2 separate regions of the Mus musculus genome follow, and region 1 is linked to region 2. The links are chromatin loops, found by intact Hi-C in ENCODE. Cell type or tissue: heart. All regions are shown on one strand. Links, peaks and the distances in the headings refer to the core of each region. The heading gives the core; the rest is flanking DNA. Region 1 overlaps Dip2b (disco interacting protein 2 homolog B). Region 2 overlaps Dip2b (disco interacting protein 2 homolog B).

What was found. Hi-C counts contacts between places; a loop is a spot of excess contacts. Peaks named below come from ENCODE experiments on the same cell type or tissue, not always from the same donor. Only the 100,000 strongest peaks of a DNase experiment are listed, where the experiment ranks them.
Region 1: it touches region 2 in a loop (2.3-fold over the local background); 7 of 42 quality-filtered maps call a loop at or near these places.

Annotation. Positions count from the first base shown.
Region 1 is chr15:100,074,785-100,080,158 of GRCm38, forward strand. The region is part of intron 1 of Dip2b (disco interacting protein 2 homolog B); the gene reads left to right. Among named protein-coding and RNA genes, the nearest start is that of Dip2b, 39 kb to the left of the region's middle. In heart, for the core only: no CTCF peak of the experiment used is centred there; no DNase peak of the experiment used is centred there; H3K27ac peaks cover 545 bases.
Region 2 is chr15:100,123,967-100,129,340 of GRCm38, forward strand. All of the region lies in intron 2 of Dip2b (disco interacting protein 2 homolog B), which reads left to right. Among named protein-coding and RNA genes, the nearest start is that of Dip2b, 88 kb to the left of the region's middle. In heart, for the core only: a CTCF peak has its summit at 2,986 (motif pointing left); DNase peaks (open chromatin) are centred at 95, 1,515 and 2,955; H3K27ac peaks cover 900 bases.

The DNA of each region.
Region 1 (5,374 bases), core at 64-5,063, 49 kb before region 2:
TTCAGGCTGAGGTGTGGGGTGCTGTCCTGCCTGACAGCATGGACAGCCTGAGAAGCCCACCTCCTGCTGATCCACGGTCTCCGTCCTTGGGTGTTCACCATCCCTGCCCTGTCCTCTTGACAGGACAGAGCAGTGCTTCCCAGATACCTGACACCTGCAAGGAGACCATGACAGATAGGCTACCAGCTGCTGAGCTGTGGAGGCAGCTGGCCTGAGGGAGCTGCTCCCTGAGTGATCTGTTGAGTTCCTGGGGCGGGGGCGGGGGCGGGGGCGGGGGCGGGGGCGGGGCAGCAAAAGTGGAGTTGAGAAAAGACTCTGACATCCTCTCCCTTCTTTCACTTGGCCAAGAGAACATCTTTCCTCAGGTTAGTGGGAAACTGAGGTTGGTGTTTTCATATTCTCCCTCCTCTCCCCTCCCCTCCCCATCTACTACTTCCTGCCCCTGTGATCTTGTGAGCTGCCTGCCTTGGACTCCTGGATGTTGGAATGCTGTGCCAGTCCAGGTGTACTTATTGACAAGGTCTCACTAGGTAGCCCTGCCTGGCTCCTTGCTACATAGACCAGGCTAGTTTTTTTAACTCACAGAGATCCTCCTGCCTGTGCTACCTGACTGCTGGGACTACAGGTATATTCAGTATACCACCAGGTCACTCCAGGTTCACCACTGCCTTCTCTTCCTCCTCCTCTGCTTTTAGATGATGATGATAATTTCCCTTTATGTGTATGGGTGTTTTGCCTGTATATATCTACTCATCATGTATGTGTAGTAACCATGGAGATAAAAAGAACACATCAGATCTCCTTGAACTAGCTAAGTGAGTACTGGGAACTGAATTTAGGTCCTCATAGAGCAATTTCGGAGCCATCTCTTCAGGGCCCAGATTTACTTTTTAGATAGGCAAAAATGCAGAGAGTCTGGAATGGGGTGCAGTGGCTTAGAAGAGTATGGTACGTGTGGCTAACCTGTGTATAATTATTTCCATCCCCAGCATCGTATATCAGAGTGATTTAGTTCACGAGACAGTAAATGGGGTGATCAGATGTACCCTCATCTTCCCTCAAGGCTCACATTTCTTACTATTCTCCCACTGACTAAAGAATTCACGTATTTTAAAACTGTAATTTGTAAGTTAATCTTCATAGAAAGAGTGTGATACTGTTAAGTTTAAAAGGCTAAAGATAGTAATTTGGCTAAAGATTGATGCTTTAAAAATACTGTTTTAGGGGCTGGAAAGATGGCTTTGTGGCTAAGAGCATGTATTGTCTTTATAGAGACCCTGGGTGCTAGTCCCGGCACCCACAGTCAGGCGTTTCTTGCTGCCCGAAACTCCAGCTCTAGGCGTCAGACATGCTTCTGACCTTCTAGGGCAGAGGCACACACCTATAATCGCATATAGTGCATGTTTAAAAAATAGTACCTTAGGGGACTGGGGAGATGGCTCAGTGGTTAGGAGGACCGACTCGTCCTCCAGAGGTTTCAGGTTTGATTCTCAGCAGTTTACAGTCATTTGTAACTCCATATCCAGGGGATCCAGCACCTTTTATGAGCCTCTGTGGGTACCAGAAATGCACATGGTACACAGACCTACATGCAGGCAAAACACCCATATATGTATAAATAAAAAAATTTAAAAAATATTATTTTACATTTCTGCATAACCTCTCCCTGATCTTCAGTGCTGAGGATGTACCCAGGGCTTGCCATGGGTTAGACTAGCATCTTTCCACTGAGGTGCATGCATCCAGTTCTTATCATTTAAGGTCAGCAGGCAGTGTGGCCACATGGCACCCTTCAGTTAGGTCCATGTTAGCAGGTGGTTCTAATTCAGATCTTCTCCTGTCTGTGCTATGCTGGTGGAACTGCTATGCGCTTGCATCGTCTGGCCCCACAGTGGCAGTGCCCACTGTGCATGTATTGTCCTGCCCCGGGTGGTGTCCAGGCTTTGCCACGTCTGTGTTCTTCTGGAGCAGTTCTCTGCTGTGGCCTGGGATCAGCCAGTTCCTTTCCGTGTAGAGATTGGTCTGGGTTGGGCGGGTGCTCACAGCTTGAGCTTTCAGGGTCTCTTTTTCGCTAATGTCCTACAGTTACCTCAGGCCAAGTGTTCAGACCTAAGCCCTGAGTTCAGGATGACAAAAAGAGAAGTTTACCTGTGCTATCGGCTTGCTTGGGCTTCTCTTAGGCCTCTGGCCCGAGTAAGGTCATGTCAACAGTTTTAGTTTGTGTCTACTTTGATGTTTTTTGAATTGGGCCACAAGGAAGGCCGTTATTGGGTCAAAGCCAAGAAGTGATAGGTGTTTTTTTTGTTTTTTCAAGCAGGAAATGTGCTGTACTGTGAACCCCAGTGGACCTCACCCCTCTCTGTTTTCCTTAGTTCTCCAAGAATTGTTGCTCTGTCTAACTCAGAGCTTTGGTAGCTGTGTGTGTGTGTGTGTGTGAGAGAGAGAGAGAGAAAGAGAGAGAGACCGACTGACCATTGTGGGCCTCTTCTTGGTTAACACCAGAAATATACTTTTGTATCTGTTTTTTAGTCTTGTATAATTTTGATAAAATATTAGTCCCAGGGCCAACAAGATGGCTCAGTGGATAAAAGCACTTGTCACAAAAAAACTGATGGCCTGAGTCCACTACCTGGAATCCACTATGGAAGGAGAGAACTGAGTCCTGGAAATTGTTCTCTGTCTACCACATACATGCCATAGCATGTATTCTTACATGCATATGTGAACACACACACCATACACAATAATAAAATAAGATAGAGATCCCTTCCTAATAACCTGAGCCTGAGCCTTGCTGAATGCCAAGCTCTGCCTGCCTTGTCCGGATCAGCACGATGCTGGCAGGCCTTGCTTTCTGTGTTCATCTCTCCTGTGATCCGAGTGCTACGTGTTCAGTGTTGATATGTGACACAGGGTGGGCTTGCCGGCAGCAGCAGTGCAGTTCAGAGGTTTACCCTCTCAACTTGAAGGAGTCCTATCAATTACTTGAAGGAATTGCATGGTAGTTTCCTGCTTAGTGTAATTGTTACTTTTCGAGTTAATAAAGTATAACTAACAAAGAAGCTAGTTAATGCCAGGTGGTTACTGTGGTTGGCGGGTTAGGCTAGAGATGGGGCTTTCTATAGATGCAGGGTTGTTTCACTTTGGTGTGATACATGACTTTGCTCATGGAAAACCGAAGGTTGGTTGTCTACCTGTTAGCCTGCCAGACATTTACAGATCCTAGAGAATGTTCAGGTGAATCTTGCCTTCCCTAAGGGTGAGGTCCCTTCTACAGGCTTGGTTGGTGGTGAGGCTCTTTGAGAAGCTTAGGGTTTCAGGCCCTTCCTAGGTGGCAGGTGGAGATTGCCCAGCCTTGCTGTTGGCCATGAATACCTTTTACCAAGGTGAGTGAGCCTCCTTATAAAACCTCTCTGGATAGACTCTTTTTTGTTTGTATGTTTTGTTTTAAAGTTTTATTTATTTAATTTATATGAGTACATTTGTAGCTGTCTTCAGACACACCAGAAGAGGGCATTGGACTAGTAACGGTTGTGAGCCACCATTTGGTTTCTGGGAATTGAACCCAGACCCTCTGAAAGAGCAGTCAGTGCTAGTGCTCTTAACTGCTGAGCCATCTCTCCAGCCGGATAGACTCTTATTTAGGGAGTTATATAAGTATTAGATCATTCTTTCTGTGTGTCTGTGTATCTGTCTGTCTGTCTCCTTCCTCACTCCCCTCACCCCTCATCTGCTGCTGCTTAAACTCTCTCTGTGAACTTGAAGATTTTACTTTTGCAAAAAAAGACTGTCAAAAGACAGTGTTGTGTGCAGAACAGGCTTAGATCTGTGACCGCTCTGCCTCAAATCCCTGACTGCTGGCACCACAGACACACTTGGCCTTGCTTGTTGTCATCCCTATCCAGACAGCCATGAGAACAGAGGACAACTTGCTTCTTATTTATTCATTCATTTAAGTGTGTGTGCACATGAGAGAACATGCACATGTCATAGTACACATGTGTCCGTGGTATGTGTAGGGGTCAGAGGACACCCCGCAGGAGTCAGTTCTTTCTTGTTGAGACTGGATCTCTTATTGTTTCTGCAGTGTATACTTCAGGCAAGGTTGCCCATGGTCTTCTGGGAATGGAACTCAGGGCGTTGTGTGGCAAATGGTTTCACCTCCAGAGCCGTCACCCTGGCTCTATTTTCACCTGTTTTTTTGGGGGAGAAGAGGGTAGTGATTTGGAATAGATCTGTAACCTGGTCTGCCTTGAGCTTCTGATCGTCTTACTGTCACCTCCCAAGTGCTATGATCACAGATGTTGCCACCACCATAGCTGCCTTAAGGTTTTTTTTTTTTTTAAAAAAAAAACATAGTTTTGTATTTACTATGAAACAAGTAATTTCCAAGGTCAACTAATTTCCAAAGATGAGAAATAGTGCACTTGTGTGTGGATGTCTGCTGCTGCTCTTAAACTCTGACGTCTTTCCAGTGTGGGCGTAGGACGTGGATAGGCCACTCCGCAGGAGCAGCTCAGTGGGTCTGATGTCATGATTCTCCTACCACTTCTGAAAATCTAGTCTAGAAGATTTTTCCAATTCTTCATTTAAATTGAAAGAATTTAAAATTTTCCTATATGTAAATTTTCCTATATGTGTGGTGTTCCCTGTTCACACGTGTGTTTACATGTGTATATGTGTTTGCATATCTCTTGCAGTACATAGTCTAGGTGCACTGTCTGTGCATCAAGCTCCAGCATCGTTCTGCGTGCCCACTGCAGACAAAGTGTACAGGTGGGGACACACCAACAATTGATTTCTTGCAGTACTTGAAGTTGCTTGAAGTTTCCCTTTTTTTAAAAAAAGATTTATTTATTTATTTATTGTATATAAGTACACTATAGCTGTCTTCAGACACTCCAGAAGAGGGCATCAGATTTCATTACGGATGGTTGTGAGCCACCATGTGGTTGCTGGGATTTGAACTCGGGACCTTCGGAAGAGCAGTCGGTGCTCTTAACCCCTGAGCCATCTCGCCAGCCCCTTGAAGTTTCCCTTTTAAAGAACAGCTTTTGAGGGGCTGATGAGGCAGGTAAAGGGCACTTCCTACCAAACCCTGAGTTTGATCCTGGTGGAAGGAGAGAACCAGTTCCCACAAGTTGCCCTCTGACTACCATGTGGCCTGCTGATGCGTGTGCACACAAACAAACTTATTGACGAAATTAATGAGAAAGTTATTGCTTGTCTCCCTTCTTACCCCTGGCTGGCTTGGAGCTCTCTGTAGATGAGGTTTCCTTGGACTCAAAGAGATCTGCTTGCCTTTACCTTTTTTGTGTTGGGATTAAAGGCACGAGACACCTTGTCTGTCCAAGAGTAGCTGCTTTTGACAAAG
Region 2 (5,374 bases), core at 50-5,049:
CCGTTTCTCTGTGTCCCAGGGAAGATGGGGCTCACCCACCTTCCTTCCTTCCTTCCTTTTCTCACTAGATCACCCTGTCTGGCCTGACACCCACCACGTGAGCAGGCTGAGCTCTCTCTCTCCTCCTAGACTGCGGATGACCACAGCTCCCACCTCAGTTGATGGTGGATGTGGTGGTGTGGTGACTTCTATAGCATATCCCAGGAAGATGTTCTAGTGAGCAAAGGTTTTTGTTTTTGTGTTATCAGTCGTGGGTGGGGCCATTGTTTTGTTGGAGGGTATTTACCCCAGTGCCTTCTGCATAGGCAACTGCACACTGCAGCCCCTCAGCCATGTGCCTTTCACCGTGGGCCTGCAGCATTGGGTTCTGCCTTAAGCCTGTACACGTGTTTATATGATTGTGTTAATAGAAACAAAGGAAACACTTTGTGGTTTAGCCCCCCACTGCCCCAGACTATAGAAGAGCCTGAAATATCATTTTCTCTAACAAGCTTCCTGTAAGAATGTAAAAGAAGAGTCACAGTTTGTCTTTTTATAAAACATATGACTTTGTGTACATTGGTAGGCAGGATTTGCTTTGGGGCTTGTGATGTGCACAAGTACATGTATGTGAGTGGGTCTATATAAGGAGATCAGAGGACAGCCTTGGGTGTGACCTCCCACCTCCAGGCAGGCTCTCCCTTTGTTGTTATTTGCTTATACCAAGCTAGTTGGCCCACAAGCTTCTAAGGACCCCCCTCCTCATCCCACTCCAAACCGTAGTCTCCATCCCCTGTCTCCCTGTAGAAGGAGTCCCCTGGAATCACAGACAGAGCTTCACCTTGAGCCATCATCCATTAAGATGGAATTGTAATCATAACATTCAATCAGTTTCCTAATCTCTAAATTGATATGCCATTTTTTTAATCGCAGCCACCCACCGTCAGTGGTAGATGTGAGGATTCCAGCAAGATCTCGGTTATTTATTTTAACTAAATTGATAGGAACCTTGGTGTAAAGGGCCAAGGCCAGTTGGAGCACAGGGAGAGTAAGAGCAGCTCCGACCGACCTCTGCCTCTGCCGCTGAGGGCACAGCACTGCCGTTACATGGATTGGGTGCCAAACTTTGAAAACCACAGGATTCCAGACTTCTAAATGAGTGCTGGAGAAACTCAGAGGGTCTGGACAACCCAGCTACTGAAACCAGAAGTGATGTTTGGAGTATAATGAAGTAGGCCCGTGTGTGCCTCTGAGATGTGGGAGCTCCCTGCTGTGGGTTGTGCTGTCCATCTCATCCTGAGTTAGAGGCTCCTTTGCAGGCAAGGCTTCCGTATAATAGAGAGACTGCAGCTTCCACCCCCAGTCTGTGCTTTTGTGGGTGTGGGTAGGATGGGAGTAGCCATGACTGGATGCATATCATTGTATCTGCTCCATGTGTCTTATCAGAAGGAAGTCCAGTCCTTCCTCTCGGGGCTTCTTTTTCCCCCTGAATTGTCTAAAAGCCCACAGGCATCAAGTGGTCCTGTATTCACTTCCGAAACTGAAGGCCTTTGGGTGTGACTGCGAGCCAGTTTCACTCTGCAGCCCTTAATGCTGCCCTGCTGCTCAGCCCACTTCTTTTCCTGCCCCTCTGACGTATCCTGAAGGTGGAGTCCATTCTTCTTGCCTCACAAGACACTCTTGGAGTCGCAGAATGAAGTTCCTGAAATGTTCCCTTAGTCTCTGGCACAGCTATTTTCCTGGTGTCCTGTGGCCCAGAAAAATCTGTGGTCAGGATCTGTGTAGGGACTTGATCAGGGCTGCTGACCCCTTCCTTCCCAGGTTAGGAACTCAGCACTCATGGCCTCTTTCTCCGGACACGAGGAGACGTGAAGAGACGTGAGGAGACCTGAGGCTCTCTGTAAGTCCCAGGGCCTAAGCTCCTCAGCAAAGGCACAGAAGGACTTGGGCAGCTTCATCTGTCCTTGGTGAGGAGGAGAGCAGGGGCCTTGAATAAGGACTCAGGTGACAGTTGACACACTCTTCTGATGTCTCATCTGTGAGGGACCTCCTACTTTGTTAAAAGCATCGCCAGTCAGTGTTACTATACAGATGAGATGAGATGGATTAGGAAGCCTGTAATGCCTTCACTTGGAAGGCTGAAGCAGGAGGATCCTGAGTGTGAGGACTACATAGCAACCAAGTATATATACATATACTCTGTTCTGTATAGCCTTGATCTTGTCTCTTTACAGGTGGGAAGGGAAGGAGGGGGCCAGAGAGTGGGAAGAGCTGCAGTGTTACCTCCTTGTTGCCATTGGGCTTAGCAGGTGAGCTGAGCTGCTGTTCTTCCCGGGTCTGTTTTGTTTATGAGTGAGCTACCTGTTCCCAGCAGTCTTCCTTGTCCCTATCAAGGTTCCCACCCCTTTACTGGTTTGCTATGAACATCACATTGGAGGAAAGAGGTGTGCCCAGCTAGGTCCTCCTTCAGTGTCTCCCTTTCCTGAAACTTAATTCCTGTCATGTGGGTCACAGAGCCTTGCTCTTTTCCTTTTCAGCAATACCACAGGGATGGGGGCTAGGATGGGTAAGTGGGGGTGGGGGAAGACACATGTGTGAAGTTTACAAAGAGCATGCAGGGTTAAAACCATGAGCCCTGATGATCATTACCTCACTGCACGGCTGAGAGCATGGCAGCTCTGATCACCTTTGCAGTGAATGTTTTGTCCAGTGCTTCATCTCTGAGCTGCCTTGCTTGGCACTGCTCCTCCTCCATGTGTGAATATCTCTGAAGTTACAGGCAGCAGCGTCAGGGGTAAGAACTGAATTGGCGTCTCCTGTGTTCCTGGGTGGGAACGTTGTGCTGTTCCTTTCTGGGCTGTGCTTGGGTCACTACGTTCAATCAGCAGACACATAGAAGACTCACCCACGCTCAGAAGAGCACATTGTGTGCATGATGACTGTTGAAAAGGGATGACATGTAACAACTCTACCGCTCCATTTAAAGGAACCGCTGACCCCTAGTGGCCGCTCCGCATAGCATAGCTGCCTGAAGAGCCAAAACATCACTGTAGTGACCTCTGTTAAAGTCACACGGGGAGGGGAGACTGCATTTGTAAGGCTGCAGCCTCTAGTCCAGTCTTTATACTTAGTGCCTTTCAAGTTACATCAGTTTTATAAGTACCCCCGTGTCTATAAACTAAATAGCGGGAGGGTAAAGAATTCTGTTATAGCTAGTCACTGCAGGTTCCATCTAGTCCTTACTATAGAGAAAGTTATTTGTTCAGACTAAGGGTCTGAGTTTTTCACTTTAATTTATAGATTATCTATTATGTTGCTATATATAGTGATTCCACCGTTGCTTTTAGTTTTTTCTTGCCATGGCAGTAAAATTAAACACTTTATCCCAATCATGGGGCCTTGTATTGAGGCTCCCCAAGTAACTCCTGAGATGTGGTTGGATAGGGATGGTCCACCTCTGGCAGCATCTTGCCTGCCCGCCTGGTAGATAGTGCTCTGCCCTCCCATGCCCTCAGACTCCTCTGTCCTCCCCTTGATAAGGCCCGGGTCGTGTTGTTCCAGTTTCATCCATTAAATGGTGCACTGTCAGGCAGAGTGTAATAAATCTCCAGCATCTGTGACCTGCCCGGAGACTACTTCTTTCTTCTCACCCCAAGTCCATGTTCACTGCTAGTTCCTGTAGGAGAGACAGCTAAGTTTACAGTGTTGGAGAACTCTGCTCAGAGGGTCACCTTTTATCTAGAAACATAATTTGGTTTGATAGACCATAGCTTTTAGTTTTAAGAGAATCAATATCACTTTCATTTTCTTCCTTGGTATTCCCTTAATGTTCTATCATGAACAGCTGGTTTCATGTGCAGCAAAAGCTTTAGCTGTACACAGTAGTACACACCTGCAATCCCAGCACTCTGCAGCCAGCCTGTCTCAGTGCAGTACCTAGAAATCAAAGTCGATAAGTTTATAGTGACAGATTGTTCAGGAAGATGAGCTCCTGGCCTGCACTAAGTTCTGCTAGATTCACTGTTCTTCCTGGAAGTCTGATTTACTCTTGGTTTTTATTTTACAACTTCTTTTTATAATTACTTGTTTGTTTAGTGTGTATGTGTGTGTGTTTGCACGCACATGTATGCACACAAGAGCACCTGTACCACAGAGTATGTGGATCACAGGACAACTTGCAGAAGTCATTTCTCTCCTTCTGCCATGTGGGCCTTGGAAATTGGACTCTGGCTCTGAGGTATGGTGGCTACTGAGCCATCTTGCTGATGCTTTTGTTGTCTTTGTAGCCCAGGATGATCTCAAACTCACAGCAGTCCTCCTGCTTCAGCCTCCTGAATGCTAAAAAGATAGTTGTGGGCCAACTTTCATGGCTGCTTTTACAATGTCTTGTCAAGTTGGAGCAGATGCACTACACACGCAAACTGAGTTTATTCTGACATAAATCTATGTTTGTATGACATGTGCTGGGTATACTTACTGAAACTGTAAATAGAACGTCTGGGTTGATTTCTGACAAATTAAAGTATGTCGATTGTCACAGTTTTAGACGTAGAGGAAATGGGATGGCTTAGAAGCTTGGATTCCTATGAAGACAGAGACATGCCCATTACTCAGAAGAGAGCTGTGTGGGCTTTGTTTCTGGTGCCCATTCACTTGTGCTCTGGCCCGTACACCCGCTGACCCCATTTTCATTAGAAGGCTTTCTCTGTGTATGTTTCCTTTTCCTGTGATGACCTGTAGCTGATTTTGATTCCGAGTGGAGATATGTGCTCTTTCCAGGTCTTTCCCAGATTTATGCCTGCCACCTTTTTTTGTTTTTGTTTTTGTTTTTGTTTTCGAGACAGGGTTTCTCTGTGTAGCCCTGGGTGTCCTGGAACTCTGTAGACCAGGCTGGCCTTGAACATAGAAATCTGCCTGCCTCTGCCTCCCGAGTGCTGGGATTAAAGGCGTGTGCCACCACTGCCCGGCTTGCCTGTCACTTCTTCGTGGCAATGTTTTATCTTCACTTACATTATTTTTCTCCTTTTAAATTAGTTACATCAAAAAAACATAAAGCAGAAACATATTTGAGAAAGATATTTAAAAATACTTAGATTTGAATGTCTCCTCTTTTAAGTAAGAATTTGCAGTCCTTTTTAACATTTAAAACATTAAGTACACAGTTTGGAAAGATCATGTTCCTTTGAGTGATTTGTTATGCTGTTTGATCAGTACAAGAAACAGCAATAGATGATACATCTGTAGTTTTATATAGCCTCTCCAAAAAAGAAAGAAAAGAAAGACAAACAAACAAACAAACAAACAATCCAACTTAAACAAAATCCCCAAGCCAACAGGAACCTGTTGGAAGGATCAGTGTGCCACCTGAAACCGTTTTCCCTGTGCATATTCACAA